2 separate regions of the Mus musculus genome follow, and region 2 is linked to region 1. The links are chromatin loops, found by intact Hi-C in ENCODE. Cell type or tissue: heart. All regions are shown on one strand.

Region 1 (5,000 bases):
GCTGAAACAGTAGTCACGGCCAAATAGCTCCAGACATCTCTTCTCAATGCGTTCAACCTGCATAGAGAAGGAGACTTGAGCCTGAAGAGAATTCTCAGGTTCTGAGGGCATGAGCTTAAGTGGCCCATGATCCAAAGAGGCCCCTGGGAGTGAGTGACAAGCAATTCTGTGATCATCATTCAAGGCTGGGAAGAAACATGATGCTGGACCGTGGGCTCTATATTAACTCACGTGTGGCATGCTTCAGGTGGTACCTAAGCCCGTTAGCCTCACTGCACAGAAGACTGTGGAGTCACAGGGAGGCTGGGCACATAGTGAGACCTTGTCCCAAAAAACAAAGCAACAGTAACTGTTGCTTTAGGTTACTATTATAGCATTAACACATTATGTTCTTTTAACACCAAAAAATCTTTTTTTCTGTTCTACAGCCCCAGAAACTCCAGTTGAAGCTCCAGTCAGCTGGGCACGATGGTGCACATCTACAATCTTATTACATGGGATGTTGAGGCAGGAGGATGCCGAGTTCAGTGTGTGCGTGCATGTGTGTGTGTATATTTATATATGAATTACTATATATCTCAAGACCATGTCTCAACAACACCTACAAAAATAAAGAAGCTCTAGTCAGCAAAATCAGTAAAAGCTGCAGACAGTTGTCTCTTTACATACCATCTGCTTATAAAACTAAAGGCAAGGCTCCCTTCTAAAATTAATCCTTTTGTTCACAGTTCAGTGAAAAGCCCACTGGAAGAAAAGCTTACCGCCTGTAACACATCAAGAACTTTGCAAGAGATCATGAAGCCTGGAGCAGTATTAAGACCAGTTGTGGTGAGAGTAAGGTTTAACTTGTAAAACTCTAATCTTCACAGACATTCAGAGGGCAGTGAGATCCATCAAAATCACACACCTCCTATAACCACTCAAAAGATTGCCCTCGAAGTCAGCTGTGGTGGCTCACACGTGTATGTAGTCCTTGGGAGGCTAAGGCAGGAGGATTATTAGTTACAAGCCATCCTGGGATAATGACTGTGAAACCAAGCCAGGGCCACAGACAAAAAACCACGCCTCAACACACACCAAGGCTGGTGATGTAGCTCAGCTGGTAGAATGCCGGTCTGGCATGCATAAAAACCTGTGTTCAATCTCCAGCACCACAGAAACCAAGCATGAGGGTAAACACCTGTAACCCCATCACCTAGGAAGTGGAGACAGAAGGACAGGAGTGCATGACTGGCCTTGGTTGGGATAACGCATTTAAGGCTTTTCTGAACATACAGTACAAATTCTAGGGTCTGCCTCCCCAGACATTGTGCTTTAAGAGAATCTAAGACCAGAAATCTTTGTGTTTAACAAGAGCTCCAAATGATGCCAATTATAATCTGAAAGGTACTTAATTGTCTGGTCCGATAATACCACATTAGTGATCTTTCTTAGGTTGTTACTTCAGAGATTAATAGAAGATGTCTCAGCCCCTAGGTAACCTCTGGGGCCAAACCAGTTTTATGGCCCAGCACAGAGACCAACGCCAATGTGTAATGCCACACTGGGAAAGAGAAAGGGCCGGGTCTATCAGTGCTGAGGTCAGTATGCCTCGACCAGATCAGCAGCTCTCTTTTCAGGCCTGGTGACTAGGGCAGAGGGAAATTCCCGGGGTGGGGGGACAACGGACAGAGACTTCTGATAAAAGGAACAGAAAGGGAATGTGGGTTCTCTTCTTGCTCTACAGGAAAGGAAAGGGAAGGGCCTAAGTCATGCTGGTACCTTATAAGGAGGTGACACACTCCGCTGTTCTCTGGGCTCCATAATGTCACACTACTCCAGACTTCTACTCTGATCTCTGGTCCAGAGGAGTCTCTTCCCCATTTTTACTTAGATTTTAGGGGTTTTGTTTTTTGTTTTGAATCTGTTGGTAACCCCTCCTAGGCTCACGAAGGGTAGCGTTCCTATTGTCTAACCTTTGCACCTGGCCCACAACTCCGACCCTTGACCTCCAAACCCCTGTTAAAGCAACCCCCCACCCCAAAACCCACAAGGAGCTTCGGTCCTCCTCTTTGGTGTAAAGCCGGATCCTTACTCTCTGAGTCCATATCCTGGATAAGTTCCTCTCCCGTGCCTCCCCAAGGAGGTCTCATTCCAGCTCTCCTCCCATCCCGAACCACAGTCTTCCCTCGGTAACTCAGGCCAGGGACCAGTTCAGGTCGTTGCACCTTTGGGGCTCACCTTAGAGCCGCTCTTCCCGCCGCTGTCCTTGGCACGGTACTGAGTCCGGGAGAACTCCTCCAGCAGCTCCCAGAGCCCGGGCTCCTGAGGCGGCGGGCTGCCCGACGAGGCGGTGGAACCCGCCGAGGCGGCGGCGGCGGCCCGAGCACCCGCCATGCACAGCCTCGAGTCCCCTCAGGGCGCCTTCCCCCAGCCCATGGCACCTGAAGCTCGGACTCCGGCTCTAAAACCTCCTGAACCGACTCAGCCGCCGCCTTCTTCTTCCACTTCCGGCCCCGCCCCACCTCTCCGGATGTTTACTCCCGCCGCAGCCAATCAGAGCCCGGGGTTCGTGCCCGGCCCACAGGTCCCCGGCCCACCCCTGACGCGGAGGGATCCAAGTGGCCTCACGGCGGGGGCCGCGCTCCGCCCAAGGGGTTTCCCCGGGGGAAGCCGGGCTAAACCACCGCGGCTGCGGGGAGGGGAAAGGCGGGAACCATTGGCAACAAGAGAGGAAGGAACCGCCGGAGGCCTGAGTTAGTGCTGGCAGCAAGAAGACGAGAGCTGCAAGAATCAAAACAGCATTTCAAACAGCACTTCTCCACTGCTCTTATGGACGTCCCTGCCAATATAGCGTGGACCATCATCCTATTTATTTAAAAAGATTTTCTAGCTGGTGTCAGTAGGCAAACGCCAGAGGATGAAGCGTGAGAATCAGGCATTTGAGACTAGCCCAGACCACACCTTAATTTTTTAAAAATGTTTAAAAAAGTGTAGATAATAATGTTCCTTCATTTTCCTATCAGCTGCTTTCATCATAAATCAACACGTGCCAATCTCCTGCTCAGTTCTTCCCTGTCTAGGGAGTTGTTTGTGTATTGGGCTGGTGTTTGTTGTTTGATGTAGGTAATTATTTGTGGTATAGCCAAGGCTGGCCTTGAACTCCTGACTCACCTGCCTCCACTTTCTGGGTGCTGAGAATCTCAAATATCAGTCCCAAATTCCTAGAATTGTTAGTCTCAGAAGATGTGTGTACTATCTACCCCCAAGTATTGATGTTTAGAGAGAAGGTGTTAAGGCCTCCTTCAGTATTGTATATCTGAGGGAGAATTGCTCATTTGGCCATCAGTCAGACAGTTGATTAAGCTATAACTTATGTCGAAAGAAAACTCTCAAAATGAAATTGATGCTGTGAAAACATAGTAAGTTAACATAGTGCCTAAAAGTACTCATTTTCTTAGATTTGTAAAGAAATCTAAGGAAAACACAAACCACAACCCCTGCTGACTGTCAGTCACTCTTCATGCTCAACTAGGTCCTGTCCTGAATTCTAATACTGGAAATTAGTTTTCCCTTTTGGCGATGGTCAAATAGAATCAAAATATGCATTTTTTAAAAAAATTATTATTTAGTCTCGTCTTCTAAACTGTGATGATTATTCTTGCTTCCCAACTTGGGGAAAGGACTCTTCAGTTGAGTAATTGCCTCCACCTGGTTGGCCTCTGAGCATGTCTGTGGGGCCTTTTCTTGATTGCTAATTGATGCAGAGGGAGGTATCCACTTTGGAGAGGTGGTCCTGGGTTGTAGAATAAAGCAGGCTGAGAGAGTTACAGGGATCAAGCTGGTAATCAGTGTTTATTTCTCCATGGCCTCTGCTTCACTTTCTGCCTCCAGGTTCTTGCTTGAGTTCCTGTCCTGCCTGATGGTCCTCAATGATGATGTCACTGATGTGACAGTGTGAGCTCAATAAACCTCTTCTTGGCTTGCTTTTGTTTTTATCATAGCAACAAAAGTAGAACAAACATAATGTCTCTAAGATTTTTCTAGTCAATCGCAATGGCTTACACCTGTGAGTGAAGCCTTCCGAAAGCTGAGGCAAAAAGACAAAGGAGCCATCAAGACCAGCTGTGGTACTACAGTGTGCGACTCTCAAAAAAATCTGTTGCTATGAGTTATTTTGTAGATATTTTTGGTAAATACACACACACTGTCTCACCAGCCCTACTAGTGATATCTTATTGGGCTTTAAAAAAAAAAATGCAGCCGGGTGTGGTGGCGCACGCCTTTAATCACAACACTTGAACACTTGGGAGGCAGAGGCAGGCAGATTTCTGAGTTTGAGACCAGCCTGGTCTACAGAGTGAGTTCCAGAACAGCCAGGGTTATACAGAGAAACCCTGTCTCAAAAAACAAACAAACAGACAAAAAGCAACCACCCTTCCTCCATTCCAGAGGGTCTTATGTAGCCCAGGATGGCCCCAAGGTCCCTGTGTAGCTGAGGATCACCTTATACTTCTCTGCCTCTTCCTCTTGAGGAGATACAAGCATGTAGTAACATGTCTAGTTTAGCAGTGCTAGAGACCTTTGTGAATCAAACCTAAGGCTTGAGTAGATAGGCAAACACTGTACCAACTGAACTCTACAGAGCTCCTCTTTTAATTTTGGTAACAGAATCTCACTATATTACCCAGACTGGCAATAGACTCTGCGGCTCCAAGAACCTTCCTACCCCAGGCTCTAGATAAAAACTGAATCTGGCCAAAAATCAAGCTTCTTTATATTTCAAGCTGAAATATAGAATACATACGCGTGAATACAGCCGCTTTAATTGTGACTGTTGACAAAGTATAAAATCCTCATTCGGAGGTGATCCTCCAATTATATTATCACCCCAGAAAACACCCTCGTCCTCTGCTGGTTGCTCTCACTCAGCGCCACCCCCAGACGGCCACCAACTTGCTTTCTGTCACTAGACATTCCTATAAATGGAATCAGACAACGTGTCCTCTCCTGCATCTGGC
Region 2 (5,000 bases), 390 kb before region 1:
CACAGACAAATCTTGGAGAATACAAAATTAACCCAAATTTCTATGTAAAATAAGAAACTATAGAAATTTTGATTCCTGTTTAGTTCTTTCTCATCAAACACTAAAAGTTTGGTATAAAAGGCAGACTGCAGCCTGGTGGAGGATGCCTTTAATCCCAGCACTTGAGAGACAGAGGATCTGTTTAAAGTCAGCCTGTTCTACAGAGTGAGTGACAGGACAGTCAGGACTGCACAGAGAAACCCTGTCTCTAAAAAAACAAAACAAAACAAAACAAAAGGACAGACTGCTACATGCTAAGCCCCTTTTCAAATAAACATACAAACGGGCAGGGGCTAAAGAGATGATAGCTCAGTGGTTAAGAGCATTTGTTGCTCTTGAAGAGGACCCAGGTTTGGTTCCCAGCACCCATGTGACATCTAACAAACATTTGTAACTAGTTTCCAGGGGTCAGACAGAGCCTCTTGCTTGGCCTCCATACCCAGGATACAGATTGACCCTCAGGCAAAGCACAGGTACACAGAGGGAGAACCATCGCTAGCACTGAGAGACAAATGCTACATCTCCAGATGTGAGAAGCTCTTTTCTCCTCTCTGTATCAAAAAGACAACTTGAGAAGCATCAGTTTATTCCATCCTACTGTTTTCATTACGTCCAGGTAGCATGCTGTCCAGACTGGCTTGAACTCCTGATCATCCTGCCTCCACCTGTTCCCCAAGTCACTACAAGTTTGTGACCTGACTGGTCACATGAGTTCATTAAATGTACCACCATCAGGAGAAAAGTTCTACCAAGATCTTCCCGGGATGGTTATGAAAATACGGAAGTCTGTTGTAGGAGGCTGAGGCAAGAGGACTGCCACAGTTGGTTTGTTTGTCTTATGTCAATGCTGCTGCTGCTGAGAGACACCAAAACCATGGCAACTCTAATAAAAGAAAGCATCTAACTGAGGCTTACTGAGCGTTTCAGGGGTTTTAATCCATCCATCATCAGCATGATGGGAAGCATGGTGGTACCCAGGCAGACTTGGGGCTGGAGAAGTAACTAAGGATTCTCTACATCCAGATCCAAAGGTGTAGCCAGTGAGATTGTGAGTTTGGTTTAGGCTTCTGAAACCTCAAAGCCCATCCCTAGTGGCACACTTCCTCCAACCAGGCCACACCTACTCATCCTTCACCACTTTCAAACTAATCCTTAGGACTACACCCTAAGCATTCAGATATATTAGCCTATAGGAGTCACTCTTATTCAAACTGCCAAGGTTAGGGTTTCTTTTCCCAAGTAAGAGCAGGGACCTCGGATCCCTGGAGCTGGAGTAATGGAAACTTGTGAGCTGCCTGACCTGGGTACTGAGAAGCTAACCCTGAAAGAGCAGTATAAACCGGCCTTGGTGACAAAGGCCTTTGCTTTAATCCCAGTACTCAGGGGGCAGAAGGAAGTTGGATTTCAGTGAGAGGCCAGCCTGATCTACAAAATTCCCACATCACTCAGCTGTCTGGCTGGTTGCTTCAGACACAATCTTGGGGCTTAGCCAAGGCTGGACTTGCACTCAGTGAAATCCTTCTGTCTTGGCCTCCTGAGTCCTGGGCTACCACACACAGATCTGGGTACATTTTTTTTCAATACATAAATAAGGCAATGTCAAACAGCCCCAATTCACTACGGCTAAAATCAACTTTTGAACTTTTTCTCTCACTGTTTGGCGGCAAACCAAAAAAGCCTGGTGCAGTCATCTTGCCTCGGTTTTCTGAGTCCTGGGGATTGTACACCTGAGAGCGGCTTCACTTGTTTTTCATAGCCATCCAGTCATGACACTGATAGAACTGACTGACTTCCACTGATGCTTGTCACAGTTAATAAGCTTACGTGGTCAGGCTTGGTACAAACCTGAAATCAGTGGCGAAGGCAGAAAGATCGAGAGTTCAACCCGTTATCCCATACTCACTTGTTTTCGGCCAAGACGCCAATCGGTAAAGGTGATCCCCCAACTACAACTGTTAACTCCCTCAGCTGACTTATCCTACTCCGGTTCTCCTAAGCTGCGTGCTCTTTCTTCACCTGGACGCACCCACACTCTGCCCATGCTTTCGCAAACCTCTAAGCTCGGTGCCTAGCGCAGCAATTATGACACAGGCTGGTTCTTGTCTGTTCATACATTTTTTTTGTCTGTAACCCTCCAAGTTGTCATCACCAAGGCAGGTTCGCATGCCGAACCTGACCGGGAACTGGGTTAACACTGCATCCGAAATCACTGGTAGGGGCCGGGCATTTTCTCGGGGTAGATGCAGTGGGTAGGGACAAGATGCTCGGGGTCGGAGAGAAAGCGCCCCGCCTGTTACAGCAGCAGCGGCCTAGCGCGCGGCTCGTACCTCGGTAGCTGTGGATGCGGCGGCCGGTGCCCGGTGGTAAGATCGGGTAGGGCTGAGGCTCGCCGTCGAAGTTGAGCCACAAAGGCAGCACGACGCGCGGGCTGCGGTTGCAGAAGATGACCTGAGAGGGCTCGCGCGAGTTCACCGAGCGCAGCACCGGCCGCGGCCGCCCAGCCTCCATCTCCTCAGGACCGGGCTCCCCCGCCGCCTCCTCTGGACTGGCTGCCTTCCGGGGCATTATTGGAACGGGTCCCTCGGATTCGCAAGCTGGACGTGGGCGGCGCGTGCGTGCGTGCGGATCTACGCGCTCCGGGACAGGTCTGCCGGTCCCAGACGCGCTCCGGGCAACTTGAAGGCGGAAATGGCCGCCGGGAGCCCTCAAACTGGGGGGCGGGGCGGCACGGAGCCAGGGGCCGCGGCGGTGGGCGGGGCCGCAGCAGTGGGCGGGGCGGCGGGGCGGCGGGGCGGGGCCGCGGCGGAGCCCCGGGTTATAAATTCCACCTCCTACAGTTGGGTTTCTGTTTGTTTCCTTTCCTTTTCTTTTTCCTTCTTTTTTTTTTTTCCCCCAAGATAGAGTTTCTTCGTGTAATCCTGGCTGTCCTGGAACTCACACCCTAGATCAGTCTGGCCTCGAACTCTCGGAGATCTGCCTGCCTCTGCTTCCAGAGTACTGGGATTAAAGCCGTTATCTCCATGCCAGAAAGACTTGCTTTGAGGTAGGGTCTCACTATGTAGGCCTAGAACTCATTATGTATATCCGGCTTGTCCTGAACTCAAAGATCTCCCTGCCTCAGACTCCAGAGAACAGGGACCAAGGGCAGTTGGATTTTTTTTTTTTTTTTTTTTTGGGTAGCATTGTTTCCCCCTGGCTGGTCTGGAATTCCGTGTACAGACCAAACCAGCTTCAAACTTAAGAGTGATCTCCTGCCTCTGACTCCAGAGTGCTGGAATTACAGGCATGAGCCTCATATATATATATATATTTTTTTTTTTTTGAGTGTACTTAAATTTAATTTCTTCTCTTAAGATCTCCACGGGCTTGCCATATTTCCCCTTCTGCCTTTGCTTTTTGGTTTTTCAAGACAGGGTTTCTCTGGGTAGCTCCAGCTCTCTTGGAACTCACTCTGTAGACCAGTCTGACCTCCAATCTCCTGCCTCTGCCTCCCAAGTGTTGATATAAAAGCTGAGTACCACCGCTGCCGGGCCCACCTATGCTATTATTTAAAGTTTTTCTCATTGATGAGTTTGAGTCTGTCTCTATTTTTAACTACACATTTCAAAATGTCTTCCAGAGTACAAAAGTAAAACTTTCCCTCCTTTTCCATCTGCATTCCCAGAAAACAGTATTACCAGTTTTTGTTTCCTTTCAAACTTTTTTATGTTTGTGAATAGAATTTTAAAATATTTTGTCTTTTTCTTTTTAGACGCAGACTTATTGCATAGTTCCCATTGCCTTGCAGCTGAATATATATAGCCCAGGCTGGCCTCAAATTAGTGGCACTCCTGTGTCTGCCTCCCAAGTACTGGCATTCTAGATATGTGCTACCATGACTGGTTCAAAGAATTAGCATACAACTACTATCAGATAACATTCAGTGCCATTTTTCCATAGACATTTCTGGCAGAAGTTTCATCAGATGAGCTTTTTTTAAATGTACGGGCCGGGCAGTGGTGGCGCACGCCTTTAATCCCAGCACTTGGGAGGCAGAGGCAGGAGGATTTCTGAGTTCGAGGCCAGCCTGGTCTACAAAGTGAGTTCCAGGACAGACAGAGAAACCTTGTCTCAAAAACCCAAAAAACCAAAGTAAATAAATAAACAAAAAATTAAAAATGTACGGGTGTGCATGTGTGAGCTCATCCAGGGGCTGATGAACACAGGGAGGATTGGATTTCCTGGAGCTGGAGTCAGAAGTCGCTGTGAGCTGCCTGTTGTGGGAACTGGGAATTGAACCCAGGTCCTCTGTGAGAGCAACCAGTGCTCTTAACCACTGAGTCAGCTCTCCAGGGCTTCTAAATTCTCTTGAATTTTTAGTTCCCCATTTTTCAGGTAGGTTCTTTATTTTCAGTGTTGAGAAATCCAGAGCTTTATGTATGACACGCGAGCCACCTACCTCTGTGCCTAGACCAAATTTAGTATTTTGTCTAATATTATGTTTAGCACATGTCTACTGAATGGGCCATGTGATAGAACCAGTCTCTGCCTTCAGAATGCTGAAAGGCTAGTGTGGAAGGACACAGGACAACTCGGAGGAGCAGTGTTATTTGGTTGTAACAAAGAATGTGAAAGGTGACTAGATGAGCCAGGAAAAAAATCAAGCAGGGTGTCTGAATTCCATTTAGGCTCCTTTATCAAGTCTGGCGAATAAATCACCCTGAACAGTAGAAGTTTATGTCATGCTTTTGGAGCAGTTGAAGATACAGTTTTATGGACTAAAGAAATGGCTTAGTAGTTAAAGAGTGTGCTGCTCTGAGGACCTGAGTTCAGTCCCCAGCATCCACATCAGGTGGCCCACAACTGCCTGTCACTCCAGGTCTAGGGAGTTCAATGCCCTCTTCTGACCTCCACAGACATGTGCAAGCCCCCCCCCGCCCCCATACACAAACAAACATACATACATGATTTAAAAATAAAAA

The links. Hi-C counts contacts between places; a loop is a spot of excess contacts. Peaks named below come from ENCODE experiments on the same cell type or tissue, not always from the same donor. Only the 100,000 strongest peaks of a DNase experiment are listed, where the experiment ranks them.
Region 2: a loop joins it to region 1, with 5 times the contacts of the local background. A loop is called at or near these places in 1 of 42 quality-filtered maps.

What each region holds. Positions count from the first base shown.
Region 1 is chr6:113,235,342-113,240,341 of GRCm38, reverse strand. Mtmr14 (myotubularin related protein 14) reads right to left here and starts at 2,499. Exons shown (of 19, transcript NM_026849.2): 1 at 2,221-2,499; 2 at 1-57. The coding sequence starts at 2,376. In heart, no CTCF peak of the experiment used is centred here; a DNase peak (open chromatin) is centred at 2,591; H3K4me3 peaks cover 2,142 bases; H3K27ac peaks cover 1,517 bases.
Region 2 is chr6:113,621,745-113,626,744 of GRCm38, reverse strand. It overlaps Vhl (von Hippel-Lindau tumor suppressor), which reads right to left and starts at 2,751. Exons shown (of 3, transcript NM_009507.4): 1 at 2,367-2,751. The coding sequence starts at 2,604. In heart, a CTCF peak has its summit at 2,470; DNase peaks (open chromatin) are centred at 1,534 and 2,634; H3K4me3 peaks cover 2,055 bases; H3K27ac peaks cover 1,362 bases.